Linked DNA regions of Homo sapiens: region 1 is linked to region 2. Evidence: chromatin contacts called from ENCODE Hi-C or POLR2A ChIA-PET data. All regions are on one chromosome and are shown on one strand. Each heading gives the region's core, a stretch centred on a gene start or an enhancer-like site at or near the end of the contact. The rest is flanking DNA. Distances are from core to core; before and after follow the strand shown.

What was found. A loop is a pair of places that touch in the nucleus more often than their neighbours do. ChIA-PET counts read pairs that join two places held with the same protein, here RNA polymerase II (POLR2A). Pooled maps may share reads with other maps.
Region 1: a pooled map shows a loop between it and region 2 (2.6-fold over the local background). The contact joins the promoter of HMGCR here to the enhancer-like site in region 2. A Hi-C loop is called at or near these places in 3 of 50 pooled maps. POLR2A ChIA-PET finds 5 or more read pairs at or near these places in 6 of 52 experiments (A673, Caco-2, HEK293T and 3 more).

What each region holds. Positions count from the first base shown.
Region 1 is chr5:75,335,505-75,339,338 of GRCh38, reverse strand. HMGCR (3-hydroxy-3-methylglutaryl-CoA reductase) reads right to left here and starts at 2,119. Exons shown (of 20, transcript NM_000859.3): 1 at 2,039-2,119. RefSeq lists enhancers at 1,089-1,647, 1,648-2,208 and a silencer at 1,888-2,007.
Region 2 is chr5:75,459,720-75,463,645 of GRCh38, reverse strand. The region is part of intron 2 of CERT1 (ceramide transporter 1); the gene reads left to right. Among named protein-coding and RNA genes, the nearest start is that of CERT1, 50 kb to the left of the region's middle. Within about 2 kb of position 2,510, at least 2 of the 41 ENCODE cell types and tissues checked have a DNase peak (open chromatin) inside an H3K27ac peak, as active enhancers do.

The DNA.
Region 1 (3,834 bases), core at 870-3,369, 120 kb after region 2:
GTGCTGGGATTACAGGCGTGAGCCACCGCGCCCGGCCAAAAATTAATTTTACTTAAAGAAACAAATAGGCAAGGTATGCCTTACTTATTCAGACTAAAAAGTATGCTGCAAACTTTTACAGATTCTTTAAAAGAATGGATAATTCTTAAATGTCAATCCAATCTGCTACAGAAGCCACCTACCATGGCCAACTGCAGAAAAGGATGTTTTGGCATCTTACTTCCTCCTACTCAGCACTCCGCCTGCATTACACATTCCAGTATTTGATTATATACTATCTCACAGTGTTCTCAAATTAATAAATGTGTACATTTTGTCTCTTTGAAGCCAAGAACTGCGTCTTATATGGCAGTCATTTTCAATCCCAACAAGATCTAGCATTCTGCTGCTCAAGCTGGTATTCCAGAAAGAAGGAAAAAAAAAAAAAAAAAAACGAATCTTGCACTGGCAATCAGGAAATCTGGATTCTATACCCAATTAGCTCACATTCTATTACATGTTGTTTTTTAAGTCATATCTATTCTCTTCATTCACTTATGAAGCTAGAGCTCCAAAGTTCTCTGACAAAGATAAGTGTTAAATGGAATCATATGAAACTGCTATTTTTGTAGGTTAGTTGAATTTTAAATACTGGCAATTTCACATGGGTCAACCTAAGTAGACCATGTAATTCCATAATGTGGCTATCTATAGTCTAGAAACTAGACCATAAAGGAATACAAAGAGTGTGTGCATGCACGCATACTCACACTCTTATCTTGAAATGGTTATCCCACATACCCGACAATTTTCATGTTAATGCTGTAACCTATGTGCAATTTTGTTTAACCTTCATGTTACTAATTCCCATTTGTTTTGGCCACCAAGTTTATCATAAGTTCTGGAAGAACACTACAACAAAGCAGGCCTGCAAAATCCAGCCTATCCCCAAAGTACTGTCCAGGTCTTTGCTAGATTATCTCTAAATTGCAAAATGCCTTTCACTGCATGGAGAGGAAAATAAATTCATAAGTAAACAAAAAGTACATTCTCTACCTTGTGGGACGCCGAAATCATGCACATTTAGTATAGCCCAGAAACAAATGCTTCCTACGACTCTGCAGGACCATGTCTAAGAAGGAATATCCTCAAATCCTGAAATATTTCAAACGACTACTTAAGAATGGAGTACATCGACCTCCTCCTACTGCAGAAATTAACTGTTCTATATTTGTATCTCCAAGGTACATTTTTCCTAAAAGAATATCAGCACCAAGGAGACTACACCCCTTACCAAAAAAAAAAAAAAAAAAAGAGGGAGAAGAATCTTTTGAGTCATTGTGCGAATCCCCACGTTGGGCTCCGCATCCTCTCAAGCCGTTCTCCTGTAAATAACCAGACACATCTACACCAATCCACGGTTCTTTCATGGTTCTAAGTTAGTCAGCAGTATTTACAGAGATCTTTCCCGTCACCTAAAAGAAAGGTGCTAACGAACAGCAGTTCCTGGGCGTGAATGCCCGGATCCCGGGATGCAGGCGCTTCTCCCGTCTGCCCTGCGAGCTGCCGGCCCGACAGCCCCATAGACCCCTAGCATTTCTCGAATCCAGGGGCCTCCGAGGTCACCCTGCCTGACACCCTTTCCGCCCCGATTTTCGTGACCGTGCAGCCAGCACTGCCTACTCTGACTGAACAGGGACGATGAACGCAGCTACGCCCCGCGGGTCCACCGATGATGACCGCAGTCACGAAGAGGCCAGACCGCCGCCCGCCTCTCAAGCCCACCCCGGGACCCCGGGTTACTCCGGCACTGATGCCGGCCGCCGCTCGGCCTGCCGGGCCTCAAGGACATTCCTTGCAGTCCCCGCGGGTCCGAGCTGCCACACCGACAAAGCGCAACCGCAGCCCCCTCCAGGTCCGCAGGAGCTGCCGGTAGCCACTTCCCAGGGCCGAGGGAAGCTCCAGAATTGCCACCAACACAGCCCAAACCCCGCTCCCACCCATCTCCGCCCCGCTCCCCGCCGCCCCTGCCCCTCTTCTCGGTCACCGCCCGCCTCACCTCCAGATCTCACTAGAGGCCACCGAACCCCGGCGCCGACGCTCAGCCTGGCTCCAGTTAACGCAGTCGCGGAGCGGAAGGAGCCCTCACCTTACGCACGCTCGGAGCTGGACGAGCCTTCGACCAATAAGAGAGGATCGTTCGATTGTCTAGCCAATCGCCTGGGGGCTGCTCGGCCTGACGGCGCTACGTCACGAACGGTCGCCTTAACAACCGCCCACAGCTCTCTGCAGGGCCAAGAACAGGCACCGCACCATCTCTCACCACGGCTCGGCCAACCAATAGCCGTTCGAGTCCCAGCACTAGGGCCTGCCTATTGGTCCTAGAGCTGTGGGGGCGCACGCATGGCAGCTGCCTAGGCGGAGGCGATAGGGGACCAGGCGGGTGGAGTGTCCCACAGCCTCAGTGCCTGACCCGTGCTCGTCCTGGCTGTGATAGTACAGTAGGAGGCAGTGATAGGAAGCAGAATCGGAGCGTGAGGGAAAACGCAGGGTCAGGTCGATGACTGAAAGCTCAGTTACTAGCGCGGGAGAGATGGAGGGAAGCGGAGGCGGCCATGAGAAAAAGAGGAATATAAAAAAAGGGAAGGTGGCGGCGACGGGCACCTCAAACCTGTAACTGGCCGGTAGCCGAAACCAGCGCTTTCCCGAGATTTACCCATTAGTGTAAATGGCTCCGGTCACCTGCGTCTCTCTCTCTTGTGTGCGACATCCATTGCATACTGGATTCTCTCTGAAATGTGCCTCTCCTGCGTCTTCTGTGCGTTCCTTCTGCTCTCCGCCTGGTGCAGGGCTTTATTATGTCTTACTTAAAACAGTGCAATAGCCTCTCCTAACTGGTCTTCCCAGTCTTACACGCATGCACTTCCCAATCTGTCCTGCAGAACTCCCACATGCAGTATGTGGCATACTACTTCCTATTATGCCATAGACCCAAATCAGCGTTTCTCATTGTCTACTGGATTAAAGAAAGAACCTGTCACCACTAATATGGCCCCACCACACATTTCTGACGTATCTCTACTTTCCTGTGCGAACCTTACAGTTCAGCCAGGAGTAACTGGCCCTTCTTCAGTCACACTCAGTACCTTTTTACCTCCCTGCTTATGTTCTCTTTGTTTACCTTGGATATGCCTACCCATTTTAACTGCTGAGATCCTAAATATCCCTTAAGGACTTTTTCATATGCCACCTCCTTTCCTAATTCCCTCAAACACATCATCACTCCCGACCTTGAAAACCCATAAAATTTCCGTAGTATTTTTTTATTTGTCTTACTATCGTATGTGGAAATTTATTAAGGACAGGAATTGTATTTCACTCAATTTTTAAAGCCCATATTTTGAAACACATTACGAAGAAAACACTAAACACTCCTTAGTTTTAATAAATGATTATAGATTCTTATAATCCTTATATAATAGGTATTATTCCCATTTTACAAAAAAGTAAAAATTAAAGTTTGTCAAGCAACTTGCTGTAGATCACATAGATAATGAGCAAAACTGGAATTTGAACCCAGATCTAATGCTTAGGCTGGTTCTACTGTTCCCCACTGCTTCAGTGTAAGACCTTCATTCATATCTCTTTACCAAATGTTGCCTTTGAAATGCTCATTATGTGAAGTACACACTGTGGTTGGCATGGGAGATATAGTGACAAACATGACAGACATAGTGCCTGCCTTTATGAACCTTGCACAGTAAAGAAAACGGGTGAACTACCCAAAGATTGCAGTGTTCTCTTAGCAGCCTTGTCAAAAAAAAAAAAAAAAAAGAGAGAAAAGTGTGTAAGTAC
Region 2 (3,926 bases), core at 1,261-3,760:
GTTTTGGTAACACCTGTTAAGTCATTTACCACATTCCAACTGTGAATTTTGGTGATAAGTTTTTTCTTTTTCTTTTGGACATTTATGTCTCTTTTGTTCCTATAAGGTTATTTTGGTAGGGAGTAGGTATAAGTGCCATGGATTTATTCACCTTTTGAAATTTTTTTGTCCTTAACAGTGAGTGTTGACATGAGAAAATATGGAACCCACTTTTTTATAGATGTCTTTTTCCTGTAGCATGCATTCTTAGTGGTGGTGATACTTGGTTCTTCGGGAGGGTTGAAATCATAGATAAAACAATGGTTTATGGCCCCAAAAAATTCTAATGGACAAAAATCTTATCCTTAGTATTTAATTGTGGGGTAGAGGGTTTGGTAATGCAAAAACCTTGAGAAACAGTGTCCTATAGCATTTCCTTTATTCTTGAAATTAATTAACTTTACAGAATATATATTCGTGTTAATCTTTCTGTGTCTGTTTTTCCTGGGCATAGTGTGTCTTTCTGTTATGTATGTTATATTTTCATGTTTGAAAACACCAGCTAAAGTATTTGCTTTATCTCCTTTGATACTCTACATTATTATATTTCTTTCATTTTGTGCTTTTCTCAAATCTGTTTAACATGTCCATGACTTTTTTTTTTTTTTTTTTTTTTGAGACGGAGTCTTGCTCTGTCGCCGGGCTGGAGTACAGTAGCGCCATCTTGGTTCACTGCAACTTCTACCTCCCGGGTTCAAGTGATTCTCCTGCCTCAGCCTCCTGAGTAGCTGGGACTACAGGCGCGCGCCACCACACCCAGCTAATTTTTGTATTTTTAGTAGAGATGGGGTTTCACCATGTTGGACAAGATGGTCTCGATCTCCTGACCCCGTGATCCACCCACCTCGCCTCCCAAAGTGCTGGGATTACAGGCGTGGGCCATCCATGACTTTTTAAACCTGGCTTTTTGTTGTTGTTTCCCACGTTTTTAACTCTGTTTTTTGTTTTTTTAACTCTGTCAGCCCTCTTTTCATCACTTGTCACCTTAATTCTTCTTTAAACTTTTTAGTCTTTTTTTCCTTTAGATCGGGGGTCCTCAAACCCTGGGCCACAGACCAGTACCAGTCCATGGCCTGTTAGGAACCAGGCCGCACACCAGGAGGTGAGTGTCAGGCAAGCCGACATTACCTCCTGAGCTCTGCCTCCTGTCAGATCAGCAGCAGCATTAGATTCTCATAGGAGTGCAAACCCTATCGTGAACTATTTATGCGAGGGATCTAGGTTGCACGCTCCTTATGAGAATCTAATGCCTGATGATCAAGGTGGAACAGTTTCATCCCAGAACCATTCCCCGCAACCTGTCTTTGGAAAAACTGTCTTCCATGAAACCGATCCCTGGTCCCAAAAAGTTTGTGGACTGCTGCCTTAGATCATATCTTATATTTATCACCTCTCAATGTTTTCCATCTAATTTTGGCCTCTATCCTACATTTGTTTCTTTCTAATAATTACTTCTCAGCACCAAAACAAGGAAAATGAGACCAGTGAGGAACTTACCTCAATCACAAAATTTAAGGAAGCAAGAAAAAACTCAATAATCAAGATAAATATTTTATTGCAATATTTTTTAAAAGGACTAAATTACTGTATAATGAGCAAAATATCAAAATTTTTAATAAAGACAGGATTGATTGTTACTGAATGAAACAATCTGTTAGAAGTTTGGGGCACATATGTGTGTGTAATATAGTGATGTGAGCTTTATTGCATAATACATCCTCTTAACCAAATCTGTCATTTCCTTTGCCCTGTAGACTCATCTTCTCTCGTTTTTTTTTTTTTTTTCACTTTGTTGAGATGTAAAACTTTTGTGTTATTCACAGACTTTCTATACCACTTACAATTCATGCTTTTCTCTTCTGTGCCACCTATGCTCCAGATCATAGATGGTAGAAATGGCTCCCTTGTCTGCATAAGAAGGTGTTTGCCAGAGAAAATGGTGAATTATGAGCTATATGTTCTTTTATTTTTCTAAAACTTTAATAAGTATATTTAACACATTACAAAATGTAAAACATTTTAAGAAATACTGGCTGGAAATATAATGGGAATTATCATGGAGTAAAAGTTTAAAACTCCTGGGCTACTTACAGCAATAGACTGATCATCTGCTTTACTTTATTTGGTTCTTTAGATTAGCATTTCCCAATCTTTTTGGCACCAGGGACCAGTTTCATGAAAGACAATTTTTCCATGTAGTGGGTGACGGGGGATGGCTTTGGGATGAAACTCTTCCACCTCAGATCATCAACCATTAGATTCTCATAAGGAGCGAACAACCTAGATCCTTTGTATACACAGTTCGTTGTAGGGTTTGTGCTCCTATGAGGATCTAATGCCGCTGCTGATCTGACAGGAGGCAGAGCTCAGGTGGTAATGCTTGCTTGCCTGCTGCTTACTGCCTGCTGTGCGGCCCAGTTACTAACAGCCCATGGACTGGCACGGGTTTGTGACCTAGAGTCTGGGGACTCCTGCTTTACATAGCATATGTTTCATTTCCTCCAAGAAGCTATTCTCAGTAATTAGACTTGATTCTTAACATGCCTGGATATTTATAATTCAGTTAAATTTATGATCATTATTTATGAATGTTGGACGTTATCGCTTATGTCTTTCTGTATTTATAATTACTGAAGCAGGATATGCATTGTTTTTCCCTTTTGCTTCTTTCTAGCACACTCTACTTCTCATTTGTAGGTTTATTATTGTCCAGCACATACTGATTCAGGAAATTTAACTTGAATCCTTTAATCAGTCAGAACCATGATTTCTTATCTTAAGTTGTTTCATAGCCTAAAGAAAATGGTAGAGTTAGTTTATATTGTGTTTGCTAAATAAACTGATGAGATAAAAGGTGGATGTTGTTAAGGGAGGGAGAGAATAAACAATAAACCCTGGGAGGAGTACAGGATGTAAATTGTGTTAAGCAAATAAGTTCACTGTCGTGTTGCCCAGAGCGGATTCTTTTCCCTCCAAGGTTAAGAATCTTTTTAGGAGAGGATATTGATTGACTCTCTCTACTGTATCTGGTGGAAAAAGAGGTGGTAAATGTGATGTATTCCTGTCATATTTTAATTCATTTATTGAGATTAAAAACAAGGATGTAAAACATTCATTTTTTATATTCTTGAGTCAAGAGCACTGAATCAAAAAGTTGACATTTTCACTAAATGTTTACACCTTAATGCGGAGTTTTCTCTAGATAGCTCATGTAGATCTTATGTAATATTCATTTTATTTTTTTCCTTTAGCTGGAAGTGCTCCTGGTTGTTACTATCAAAGACATGTAAAAGCCTAGAAGTTAATTTTAGATACTTAAAGGGAAATGTTAACATTTTTATCTTGCTTTGTTAAATTTCATAAGATTTGATAAATGAGATATCAAGAATATTTAATGAAATAAAATTATTAATGGGCATTTACTTTTGAATAATGGAGTAAGAAAAAAGTAGTAAATGTCTACTCTAAAACTTATTTTGGCCTTAAAAAATATATATGCTTTTAGCTCGGCACAATAGCTTGTGCCTGTAACCCCAGCAACATGAGAGGCCAAGGTGGGAGGATTGTTTAAGGCCAGGAGTTCGAGACCAGCCTGGGCAACATAGCAAGGCTCCATCTTTTTTTTTTTTTTTTTTTTTTTTTTTGAGACGGAGGACTCACTCTGTCACCCAGGCTGGAGAGCAGTGGCGCAATCTCGGCTCACTGAAACCTCGGCCTCCCGGGTTTAAGCAATTCTCTGCCTCAGCCTCCCAAGTAGCTGGGATTACAGGTGCCCACCACCACGCCCAGCTGATTTTTGTATTTTTAGTAGAGACAGGATTTCACCATCTTGGCCAGGCTGGTCTTGAACTCCTGACCTCGTGACCCACCTGCCTTGGCCTTCCAAA